Linked DNA regions of Homo sapiens: all the other regions are linked to region 1. A link is a contact called in ENCODE Hi-C or POLR2A ChIA-PET data. All regions are on one chromosome and are shown on one strand. Each heading gives the region's core, a stretch centred on a gene start or an enhancer-like site at or near the end of the contact. The rest is flanking DNA. Distances are from core to core; before and after follow the strand shown.

Region 1 (3,707 bases), core at 728-3,227:
ATATATTTTTATTGTCTCTTTGGGGAGAGTTGAATTTAGGGAGCAACCATATAGATGGGGACCCTCTAATCCTTTTTTCTCTCATGAGTTTAATGGCACTTACCGTGATATGTGCAAGAGTTTATTTTCTTCCATTTAGGATGAAAGAACTACCTGTATGATATTCAGGATACAATCCAGGTCCCAAAATGCCAACATTAGAGCAAGGGTGTAGTAAAAAATCTGTATCAGAGTAAAGTCATCAGATCAGTATAAGAAATATGGGTATCAGAATTTGAGGCTAAGCAAAAGTGACAGAAAAAGTGGTACCAGAAACACAACTTGCTTGAGCGACATTAGCTCATCCATTCATTCATTCACTTATTCATTCATTTAACACATATTTATGGATCACCTACACTGTGCAAGGTGCTTCCCTTCATGAAACTTTAATTGGGGGTATGTAGGACATGGTGGTAGAGGTAGACAACACTCAATCATTGTATTAGTCTGTTCTCACACTGCTATAAAGATACTACCCAAGACAGTAATTTATGAAAGAAAGAAGTTTAATTGACTCACAGTTTTGCATGGCTGGAGAGAACTCAGGAAACTTACAATCATGGCAGAAGGCAAACAAGAAGCAAGTACCTTCTTCATAAGGTGGCTGGAAAGAGAAAGAGTGAAAAAGAAACTGCCAAACACTTATAAAACCATTAGATCTCGTGAGAACTCACTCACTACCAAGAGGACAGCATGTGAGAAACCACCTCCATGATCCAATCACTTCCCACCAGATCCCTCCCTCAACACATGAGGATTATGGGGATTACAATTCAAGATGAGATTTGGGTGGGGACACAGAGCCAAACCCTATCAATCATATATCTTTTTATTTGATTAGAAATGTGATAGGAATAGTAGATAGTACATGGTGCTATATAAAATAGGAACGTAGGAGTTAAGAGAAGGCTGCCTTGAGGAAGCAACAACTAAGATAAACTTGAAGGGTAAACAGGAATTATTAGAACAAAATGCCCAAAAGCATGTGGTCTGGGTCACTTTCCAGCTGGAATCAGTACAACAGGAGGCCAGAGAGTAGGGAGGCATGGAAGGTTAGGTTAACACAGGACAGTGCAGAGTTCAAAGTCTTGGAAATCCAATAGGCAAAATTCAAATCCCTGGCTCACCTTTGTACTAGCCTCTCTGAGCCTTTGTTTCTTTAACTCTCATAAATAAATAATACATAGTAAAATACATACTGAATAATATCTACCTATCAATGGTGTTGGGAGAATTAATTTCACAATTTTTCTACTACTAAGTTATGATTTCATCCACATACCAAGCCACTAATAATCCAGAACTCCTTAGGGCTATTTTTGGAGTTTTTAATGACTTATGCCTTAGTGCTGAAATTGTGGTATTAATTTCCTGTGTAATCGGGACTTTCATTAATAATGTCCATATGAATTCCATAGCACTTTTGATTTTAATCTAAGCTTCATAATCTGGAAAATATTTATCTCCTGCATTTTAGGAAATAATCAAATATGAAAACAGAAGTGTTTTGGAAGAAATGAATTGACTTTGTCACTAGGGGGAGACCTACCCAGGTTTTGAAACTTGCCCCAACTTTCAGAGTGGAGAGAATTTTTTTCTGAGAAGTGATGGTGTAGGAAAAGGCACTGAAAAACTTAGCAGTCCTAGCAGGAGGACTGGAGAGGTTCTCTCTCTCTTTTTCTTTTAGTGGCTTTTCACTGTGTTGTACGTGGTGGAGAATAAACTTTAGGGGATGCGATTAACAACATGCCCAAATGCTGAGGCAGTCAGCATGTTTGAATAAATGGTTTGAACATGGTTCTCTAGGCTGAATTTCTGGCAGTGTAGAGGCTTGGAAGCATCACGCAGGGGCAAGACTTCAGAGGGGAACCAGGCAAAAGAGAACTGAGTGGCCTGACCTGGCAGCCATCTGAGAGGGTATGTAAGCTTGATAAGCACCATATTTTCTCAGTGAACTTTTCAGTAACCATAGTCTGTGTGTATGCATATAAGTACTTTTTTCCACTGCACATTTTTCTAAGTACATTCCTCTGTAATCTTGAATCATAAGTGCTTCTGAAGGAGTAGGAGTAGTTTATCTTGACCATTCTGTAGAAGGAAAAAGTCTAGGAATTGTAGGAGGGGAAATAGCTCTCAAAGGAAATGCTCTACAAATTAATTACCTGAGGAACTAACTCACAGAGGGGTGCACTGACACAGGCTGTTACAATTATATTCAGTTAATTATACTTTATCAAAAAGAGATTCAAGCATTAGAATTTTGTTAATAGCAAATGATTTATCTTCTTAGTTCTCTTCAATCTATCAGTACATATATTTTATTTTATAGAGGATACTTGGAATGAAACTATAGACTTTTATTTTAAAAATTAAGAATTAATATAAACATGAAGTTAATATAATTGGTCACAAGGCTGTTTTTAAAAATTGTTTCAAGTATACAGTGGATATTAAATGATTCTAATTATATAATTTATAAACATCATTATAAGAGGTTAAACCTCTTACCAAGTGTGAATTTATATTTAACAAGTTGGCTATTGCCTTACTAAGCATACTTTCTTAATATGAGTTCCATTAATATAAACGTCAGAAGATTCAAATTTCATTAGGTATGGTTGAATTAGGTATCTCTAGAAAACTAATAGAAATACCTTAAAATAGTATTTATTTCTGATTATAAAGATGAATGTATAGTAGTGAAATTTAAAATCATCTATAATCTCTTTACTCAGTGAGAAACACTATTGACATGTTGAGTTATTTTATTCTAGCCTTTATTCCACACAATTTTATTACAAAAATTAAATCATGCTATATACATATTTCAAATTTTGATAATTTCTTTTTCCCAAATAACAATGCTGTGTTGTCTCCATAATCTTTCCATTCTACAAATGAAATATATTTTAATGCTCTCCTTTTAAGCACAAAAGCACTATCTACTGTTTTTTAAACAACATATTTATTTAACCTTTTCTCTTGTCATTAGAAGTCTTCATAAATATCATTTTAAAGGTTACAAGATACTTTATGAGATAGATGAATCACAATTCATTCTACAGTTTTATTATTAGATATTTAGTTGTTTCCAATAAATAACCCTGATGAATGTCTCTATTTATAAAATTTTAGCCACATTTCACTGTATTTAATAAGGATCTCTCGCATTGAAACAAAAAACTCTCTTTGACTTTAGCAAGATCAGATTATTGTATTTTTAGGTAAAAACTATAAACCACAAATAGTAGAACTACTAAAAGTGTAAGAATTATGCTGATATAATAATGATATCTTTGAATATTAAATAACTCATCTCAGGGATTCAATATAGATGTTAGAAGTCCCACAAAATTCTACCACCTCAGTGATTAGGAGTGTCTTCATATTTAGGGATATATAATATAGAATAATTATTGCTCTCACTTAAAAGTACTTATATTGTGCTAAGCACACTGCTAAGTGTTTTCATTGACATGTGCTCTTTTAATCATTAAAGTAACCATATGAGATGTATATTTTATTATTACTTAATAAATAATGCCTACTGCACATGGCTGTTATAAGGAGCAAATGAGCTAATACACTTATGAAATTTATCAATACACATAAATATGTATCATTTAACTTTAAATGCAAGTAATGCATAGGAAAACATCTGGATG
Region 2 (3,707 bases), core at 768-3,267, 160 kb after region 1:
AGTCTTGCTAGCAGTCTATCAATTTTGTTGATCCTTTCAAAAAACCAGCTCCTGGATTCATTAATTTTTTGAAGGGTTTTTGTGTCTCTATTTCCTTCAGTTCTGCTCTGATTTTAGTTATTTCTTGCCTTGTGCTAGCTTTGGAATGTGTTTGCTTTTGCTTTTCTAGTTCTTTTAATTGTGATGTTAAGGTGTCAGTTTTGGATCTTTCCTGGTTTCTCTTGTGGGCATTTAGTGCTATAAATTGCCCTCTACACACTGCTTTGAATGTGTCCCAGAGATTCTGGTACGTTGTGTCTTTGTTCTCGTTGGTTTCAAAGAACATCTTTATTTCTGCCTTCATTTCGTTATGTACCCAGTAGTCATTCAGGAGCAGGTTGTTCAGTTTCCACACAGTTGAGCGGTTTTGAGTGAGTTTCTTAATCCTGAGTTCTAGTTTGATTGCCCTGTGGTCTGAGAGACAGTTTGTTATAATTTCTGATCTTTTACATTTGTTGAGGAGAGCTTTACTTCCACCTATGTGGTCAATTTTGGAATAGGTGTGGTGTGGTGCTGAAAAAAATGTATATTCTGTTGATTTAGGTTGGAGAGTTCTGTAGATGTCTATTAGGTCTGCTTGGTGCAGAGCTGAGTTCAATTCCTGGGTATCCTTTGCAAGGAGTTCTTATCTAAAAGTTCAGACTCTTCATCCCTATGTTGTATCCTTCTTCCTTAATTAACTTCCTTTTTAGGCTTTCCTATCTCACATACTATATATATATATATATATATATATATATATATATATATAAAAAGTACATATATACACATATATATGTATGTTTATATATTTATTAAAACATGTATATGTATGTTTTATATATTAAAACATATATGTATGTTTATATATTAAAACATATGTATGTTTATGTATTAAAACATGTATGTATGTTTACATATTTATTAAAACATGTATGTATGTTTTATATATTTATTAAAACACACATATATATATATGTATGTTTTAATGTATTCCTTGTTTATTCCCCTCACTAGAATGTAAGTTCCTCAGGTACAGGGATTATTGTCTCTCTAGTCTGCTACTGTATCGTCAGTGTGTAGGACAGTGCCTGGCATAAGTTCAGTAAATATTTGTTGTTGAGTGAATGGATGTCTGCAAACTTACCCTATGTGTCACCTACATATATGAAAATGATCAGTGATTGTGTGTATTGCGTGTATATTGTGTGATTGAAAATTTTTCTGACATTTTTAATTACAGAAGGCCTTACGACCGGATATGGGCTATAATACATTAGCCAACTTTCGAATAGAAAAGAAAATTGGTCGCGGACAATTTAGTGAAGTTTATAGAGCAGCCTGTCTCTTGGATGGAGTACCAGTAGCTTTAAAAAAAGTGCAGGTAAGATGACTTTAATTATATAAATCAATGTAAAATTATACTATGTGAATTATAGATGAGAAAAGTATATCCTGAATGATTGGGTACTGATAGCCTTAAGTTGAGAATGCTGGGAAAGATTGAACGTTGTATTTTAAAAGCCAGAAACAAGTGTAGTATGGAGTGGAAATATTAGTTTTAACACTATTTCTAGGCTTTAAAAATTTAGCTCGTATTGAACCTCAAAAAGCTTTCACAACTCTAGATTTTAAGAGGCAGATTTGAGTCATCACCATTACTTCTACCTGGACATTTAACTAGATGTTGAATACTCACTGAAGTTCTACAGCTATAGGCACTGTAGTCAGAAACTAGAGTCACAAAATGTACTGCCCGAAGTTAGTAAATGGCAGTTAAACTATACCAGCAAAAAAATGAAAGGAAAATGAAGTGAACTTTATTTACTTGGAAATAAAAACGAGGCAGATAAAATTAGAACATTGATACCTAACTTTAAAATCTCTTATTGTATTTGTGTCATTCTGGAATCAGATTTGCTCTCTAATCCAGACCCTTTCCTGTCTTCTCGAATTCATTTATCTTGCTCCAGCTCCTCTTTCCAAGTCCTGCCCTAACCCTGGAGTTGCAGTCCAACTGAGCTACCCTGGAATGCTCACTTGCCAGAGCCCTGAGTGTTTCACTTGCCCTAATGAGGTCCTCTGGCCTAGAAAGTACTTGTCTTTCTGCCTTCCAGTGTGTATGACATCAAACAGTAAATCACACAGTGAATCATACACTTTTACTTCCCTTTTTCAATTATGGTAATAGTTATTCTTCACCTGTGCTACAGACTATTTTGCTTTGCAACTCTTTTATCTTTTTTCTGCAGATACCTGTGAAATCTAAATGTCTTTTTTTTTTTAAACTTCTTAAGATGATTAGTATACTTGTGACAGCCAATATAGAGATGAACAGTTTTAATTTACATTTAAAAATGAAACTAATGATTTATAAAAGGTTTTATCTGGTATATGTGTTAGATGTAAACAATAATAGAGATACCCGCATATCCACAAGGCAGCTTAAGAAATAAACATTAAAAATATTTTCGACATGTGTGTGCTACTCCCTTCCCTCAGAGATAACCATATCCTGAATGTAATGTTTATCATTCCTTTGTTTTTCTTTATTGTTTTTCCTACATTGGTATGAATTTCTAAAATAGTCTATTGTTTACTTTTGCATTTTTTTAAACTTTACATAAATGAAGCATGTTTTATATATGTATTACACGCACACACACTCACACAGCTTGCTTTTTTCACATAGCTTCGTGTTTGAGCAATTAGTCCGTGTTGGTGCATGTGCTGTAGTTTATCCTTTTTGCTACTGTATAATATTCACTTGTTCTTGTTGATTGTTGTTTAAGTTGTTTACAGTTATTTGCTATTACAAACAATGCTTCTCTGATATTCTCATGTCTTTCCTAGTTTACACATACAAGAATTTCTCTCTTGTTTGTGCTTAAGAGTGGAAATGACTGCATCCCACAGGGGATGCATGTGTACTGCAAGTTAATGCCAAGTTGCTTTCCAAAGTTGCACTGGTGTAAGTTTTCGCCAGCAGCATATAAGAATTGCAGTCTTCTCTGTTTTAATATGCCACTCAGAGCTTAAGAAAACACAATATGGGATGTAGTTATTAGTGTTTATGAAAGAGATTACTTTTGGAACGATTATTCCCTTACAAAAGAACTCTGATTCATTTTTAAAATGGATTAAATTTCTACTGTGATCTCTGAGCACCCAGGGAAATAAAAAAGAAACTAGTGGTATTATTCCTGCCCTCCAGGGGAACAAGAGTCTATCTAGAACAGTTTAATGTTAAACCCTGTGGCATGGGTTCCTGATTTAAATAAGAGTTCACAGAATGGAGATGTCAATTTGAGCTGTTGGAATTGGTGGAATTGGAACTTAAGCCAGGCTATAAATATGAGCCCAGATTGTGGTGAGCATTGGAGCCAGACAGAGGAATTTGAACCGTAGGCAATTGAGGATGCATTGTGGACTCTCAAGTAGAGTAACAATCTTCAAAATCCATTATTTTCAAAGTAAAATTACAAGCTCAACATACAGAATAGAATGGAGAGAACATAGCTGCCAATCTGCCACAGATTGTCAAGATGGGAGGTTGGATGGATTGAGATCCATTTGGAGGTCTCTGGGGACTCTTGGATCCCTTCTCTGATTCTGAGTGTGGAAAACAGGGCTCAATTCTGTCTCTAGTGATTATATTTTACATTGCAGAACCTTCTCATTAGAAACAG
Region 3 (3,707 bases), core at 861-3,360, 130 kb after region 1:
TAAAGACTCCAAAAACAAATGCAACAAAACCAAAAATAAATAAATGGGACCAAATTAAATTAAAAAGCTTCTACACAGCAAAATAAATAATCATCAGAATAGACAACCTGTAGAATGGGAGAAAATATTTGCAAATTATGAACCCAACAAAGGACTGATATGCGGAATATACAAATAAATCAGCAAGAAAAAAATCCAATTAAAAGATTGGCAAAAAAAAAAAGCATGAATAGACATTTCTCAAAAGAAGATATACAAGTGGCCAACAAATATGAAAAAAATGCTCAACATCACTTATCATCAGGAAAATACAAATTAAAACCACAATGAGATACCACCTTACCCCAGCCAGAATGGCCCTTATTTAAAAAGTCAAAAAGCCATAGATTCTGGCATGGATATGGTGAAAAAGGAACACTTACACACTGCTGGTGGGAATGTAAAGTAGCACCACCTCTGTGGAAAACAATATGGAAATATTTCAAAGAACTCAAAGTTAATCCACTATTTGATCTAGTAATTCCACTGATGGGTGTCTACCCAAAGAAAAAGAAGTCACTGTATCAAAGAAACGCTTGCACGTGTATGTTTATTACAGCACAATTTATAATTGCAAAGAAATGGAATCAACCTAAGTACCCCTCAACTGATGAATGGATAAAGAAAATATTGGTGTGTGTGTGTATATATGTTTTATATATATCTATTAAATTTATGTATATTTTACATAAAAATGTTTATAATTTTCTATTTTTATATATAATTAATATATTAAAATATGTGTATATATATGTGTGTATGTTTGTGTGTGTATATATATATGTGTGTGTGTAGAATACTACTAAGCTGTAAAACGAATGAAATAATGTCTTCTGCAACAACTTGGATGGAATTGGAGGGCATTATTCTAAATGAAGTAAATGAGGAATCAAAAACCAAATACTGCATGTTCTTACTTATAATTGGGAGCTAAACTATGGGTACATAAAGGCATACAGTGTGAGTTAATGGACATTGGAGACTCAGAATGGGGAAGGGTGGGAGGGATGTGAGGGATGAAAAACTACTTTTTGGGTACAGTATATACTATTCCGGTGACAGGTGCATTAAAATCCTAGACTTCACCACTGTACACACATTTTAAAACATCATTATTGTATAAAATAAGTATATAGAATTTTTATTTGTCGATTAAAATAAGTTGAAGCAATTCAGGGTTTATATTTTTGGCAGGAATATCACAGAGGTGATGTTTTCTACTAAGTGCATTGTATTTGGAGGCACATATCTGCATGTCCCATTACTGGTGATGTTAACTTTTGATTATTTGGCTAATGTGATGACTGCCAGGCTCTCTACTATGAAATCACTCTTTTTCCCTTTGTAATTAATATGTGCTTTTTTGGGGCGGGGGGTGGGGTGGGAAATACTATGAGACACTGTAAACTTTGCTGCACTAATCATCCATTGATGATTCTTGCCTGAATCAGTTATTTCTGTGATGACTGGCAAATATTGATTTTTAAATCCCATTGTTCTTGCTTTATTAGGTGGCATTCTTTTGTAAGAAGTAGGTTCCCCCTTTTCACTATTTATTAATTTATATTGTTATTAACTCATAGGTTCTTACTTTATTCAATGGATTATAATTTGTTACTCTCAAATTGTACCAAATGTGGCCGATGGGAACCCATTCAAGCTGGCTTTTATGTCTTTTTGACATGTCCACATTGTTCTTTGAATACTACCTTGTCTTTGGCACAACAAAATGTTTCAGACTCAGCTTGTTCTTTCTCAGCCTGAGTCCTAGAACCAATCATCTCTCCAAAAAGCCCTAATTCCTTTAAATGGAGAAGGGCTTTAAACACCAAGATTGGTATTAGGTTAGTTTAATGTGTTTAACTATAAATGTTGAGACTGGGATACTAGAAACATTCATGGTTCTTTTCAAAGATCTGATAGTTATCCTAGTAGTTCTTAAAAACTCATTCATCATAACACAGAAATGTTAAGAATGAACTATCAACTCTAAGCACTTATTTTTTTGCATTGTCTGATATCGACATGTCACTTGCTTGATTATGGGAAGTACTGGATGACTCAGTTAAATGGAGGCAGGTGAGTGAGGTCAGGAATATTCCTGCTGAATGGTGACTTGGGGCCAAGAAAAATATTAGTTCTGGATTTGAGTGTTCAGACTCTGCCAAGTATCAGTCACCATCAAGTTTCCATGATACCCTTTCATTTTTTAGGTATCACATGTACATACAGCTCAGTCAATAATTTTCCTTTGGATGGGAGTAGTGTTGCTACTTAAATATGATTGATCCTCTTTTTTTGTTATTTATGAGCTGTAGTTGTAATCAATGAAATGTCTTATTAATATTCTCAGAATATTTAAATGGTACATGTAACTAGAAGGAATATTGAGTTTTTGAATAACCTTGAAGATTGAAAAGACACTTTATTTCAGGAAAAGGAAACTATTAATAAGCTTGGACGAATATGCTTCAACTCTAGAATTCTGAAAAAAATCAGAAAACTAAAAACTTCTGAAGCTCTATTTGAAATCTCTCTTCAAATTGGTAAGCACATATTTTGATATTTAAGATTTCATACTGTGTCAATAATTCATTTTAGGGAAACTTTGATAGCATCATGGAATTATTACTTGGAAGCATAAAGAGGAAGTCTATTTAAATAATCTTTGGAAACATAAAGAGGAAGTCCGTTTGAACAACTAGAATCTATGGATATTCTTGGTTAAATTGGATTTACGTTACATTTTAAATTAAAAGTTGAGTTTGAAAGATTATGAGATTGACCAGTCTTTAAATCTTTCTTCATTAAGTATATATAGAATGAAGTATTTTTCTTTGGTTTAACATTCTTTAATATAATTAATTTTTTTTCTGCCTAAAGACCAATTATAAAGTTTTTTTGACAAAAATTATGATCACAGGTAAAATGCACCAATGATTTTTCTTAAAAACATATTTTTAAGCCTCATTAAAAAAACTTTTATATTACACGTTTTAAAACTATATAATTGGCCAAGAATCAGATTAATGTTTTGAAATGTATATTGGTTTATTTTAGGTCAATTTCTGCAAAATAAATTTTCAAAGATTAAATGCACTGAAGATGTCTACAGATGTAGATTAAAGCTTCTTATTTTGATTAAGATTTTAGCTAAGGTAAATATGTTAGCTGTAGTTTTTCAATTCAAATGATATTTAGGGAAAAGTGTATACTTAGCATGATTTAATTTGCTGATAATTATCTTAGGATTTTAGCTTTAGAAAAATTAACTTATTAAATATGGGAACTAGGAAAGGCATTATTTTCATTTAGGGAACTGTGTTATAATGTTATTTCAGTTTTTAAATGAAGATAGTTATCTAGTATAATGTTATCTAGTATAGTGTCGTTGAGAACTGTATCATTTGTAATATATACAGTATATTGTACTTTGTTTAATAGTTTTCTTATCAGGGTCATATGAATTATGAAAATTCAGTCCACTGGCAAGCAGATCTGATGTCTTAAAACTAAATGGTTCTGTCATTTAATTAGCGCTTGTGTCTGATATTCAGATTCCTAATTTTGTTCTTTTATTTTCCATAAAATATGTGACCATATGCAATAATAGGGTAAGAAGATTGTTTTACTTTAATGTGTATTAGGTTTCTGGATATATGTGAAAA

What was found. Hi-C counts contacts between places; a loop is a spot of excess contacts on that map. ChIA-PET counts read pairs that join two places held with the same protein, here RNA polymerase II (POLR2A). Pooled maps may share reads with other maps.
Region 2: a map of CD4-positive, alpha-beta T cell shows a loop between it and region 1 (15-fold over the local background). The contact joins two enhancer-like sites. A Hi-C loop is called at or near these places in 8 of 168 maps with a recorded cell type or tissue (CD4-positive, alpha-beta T cell, CD8-positive, alpha-beta T cell, MCF 10A and 5 more), 1 of 37 single-sample maps with no recorded cell type and 12 of 50 pooled maps. POLR2A ChIA-PET finds 5 or more read pairs at or near these places in 1 of 52 experiments (OCI-LY7).
Region 3: a map of endothelial cell of umbilical vein shows a loop between it and region 1 (4-fold over the local background). The contact joins two enhancer-like sites. A Hi-C loop is called at or near these places in 1 of 168 maps with a recorded cell type or tissue (endothelial cell of umbilical vein) and 3 of 50 pooled maps. POLR2A ChIA-PET finds 5 or more read pairs at or near these places in 2 of 52 experiments (RWPE1 and activated T-cell).

The regions. Positions count from the first base shown.
Region 1 is chr1:198,086,939-198,090,645 of GRCh38, forward strand. No RefSeq gene overlaps it. Among named protein-coding and RNA genes, the nearest start is that of NEK7, 68 kb to the right of the region's middle. Within about 2 kb of position 1,978, at least 3 of the 41 ENCODE cell types and tissues checked have a DNase peak (open chromatin) inside an H3K27ac peak, as active enhancers do.
Region 2 is chr1:198,251,779-198,255,485 of GRCh38, forward strand. It overlaps NEK7 (NIMA related kinase 7), which reads left to right. Exons shown (of 10, transcript NM_133494.3): 3 at 1,262-1,402. Among named protein-coding and RNA genes, the nearest start is that of NEK7, 97 kb to the left of the region's middle. Within about 2 kb of position 2,018, at least 4 of the 41 ENCODE cell types and tissues checked have a DNase peak (open chromatin) inside an H3K27ac peak, as active enhancers do.
Region 3 is chr1:198,218,526-198,222,232 of GRCh38, forward strand. The region is part of intron 1 of NEK7 (NIMA related kinase 7); the gene reads left to right. Among named protein-coding and RNA genes, the nearest start is that of NEK7, 63 kb to the left of the region's middle. Within about 2 kb of position 2,111, at least 3 of the 41 ENCODE cell types and tissues checked have a DNase peak (open chromatin) inside an H3K27ac peak, as active enhancers do.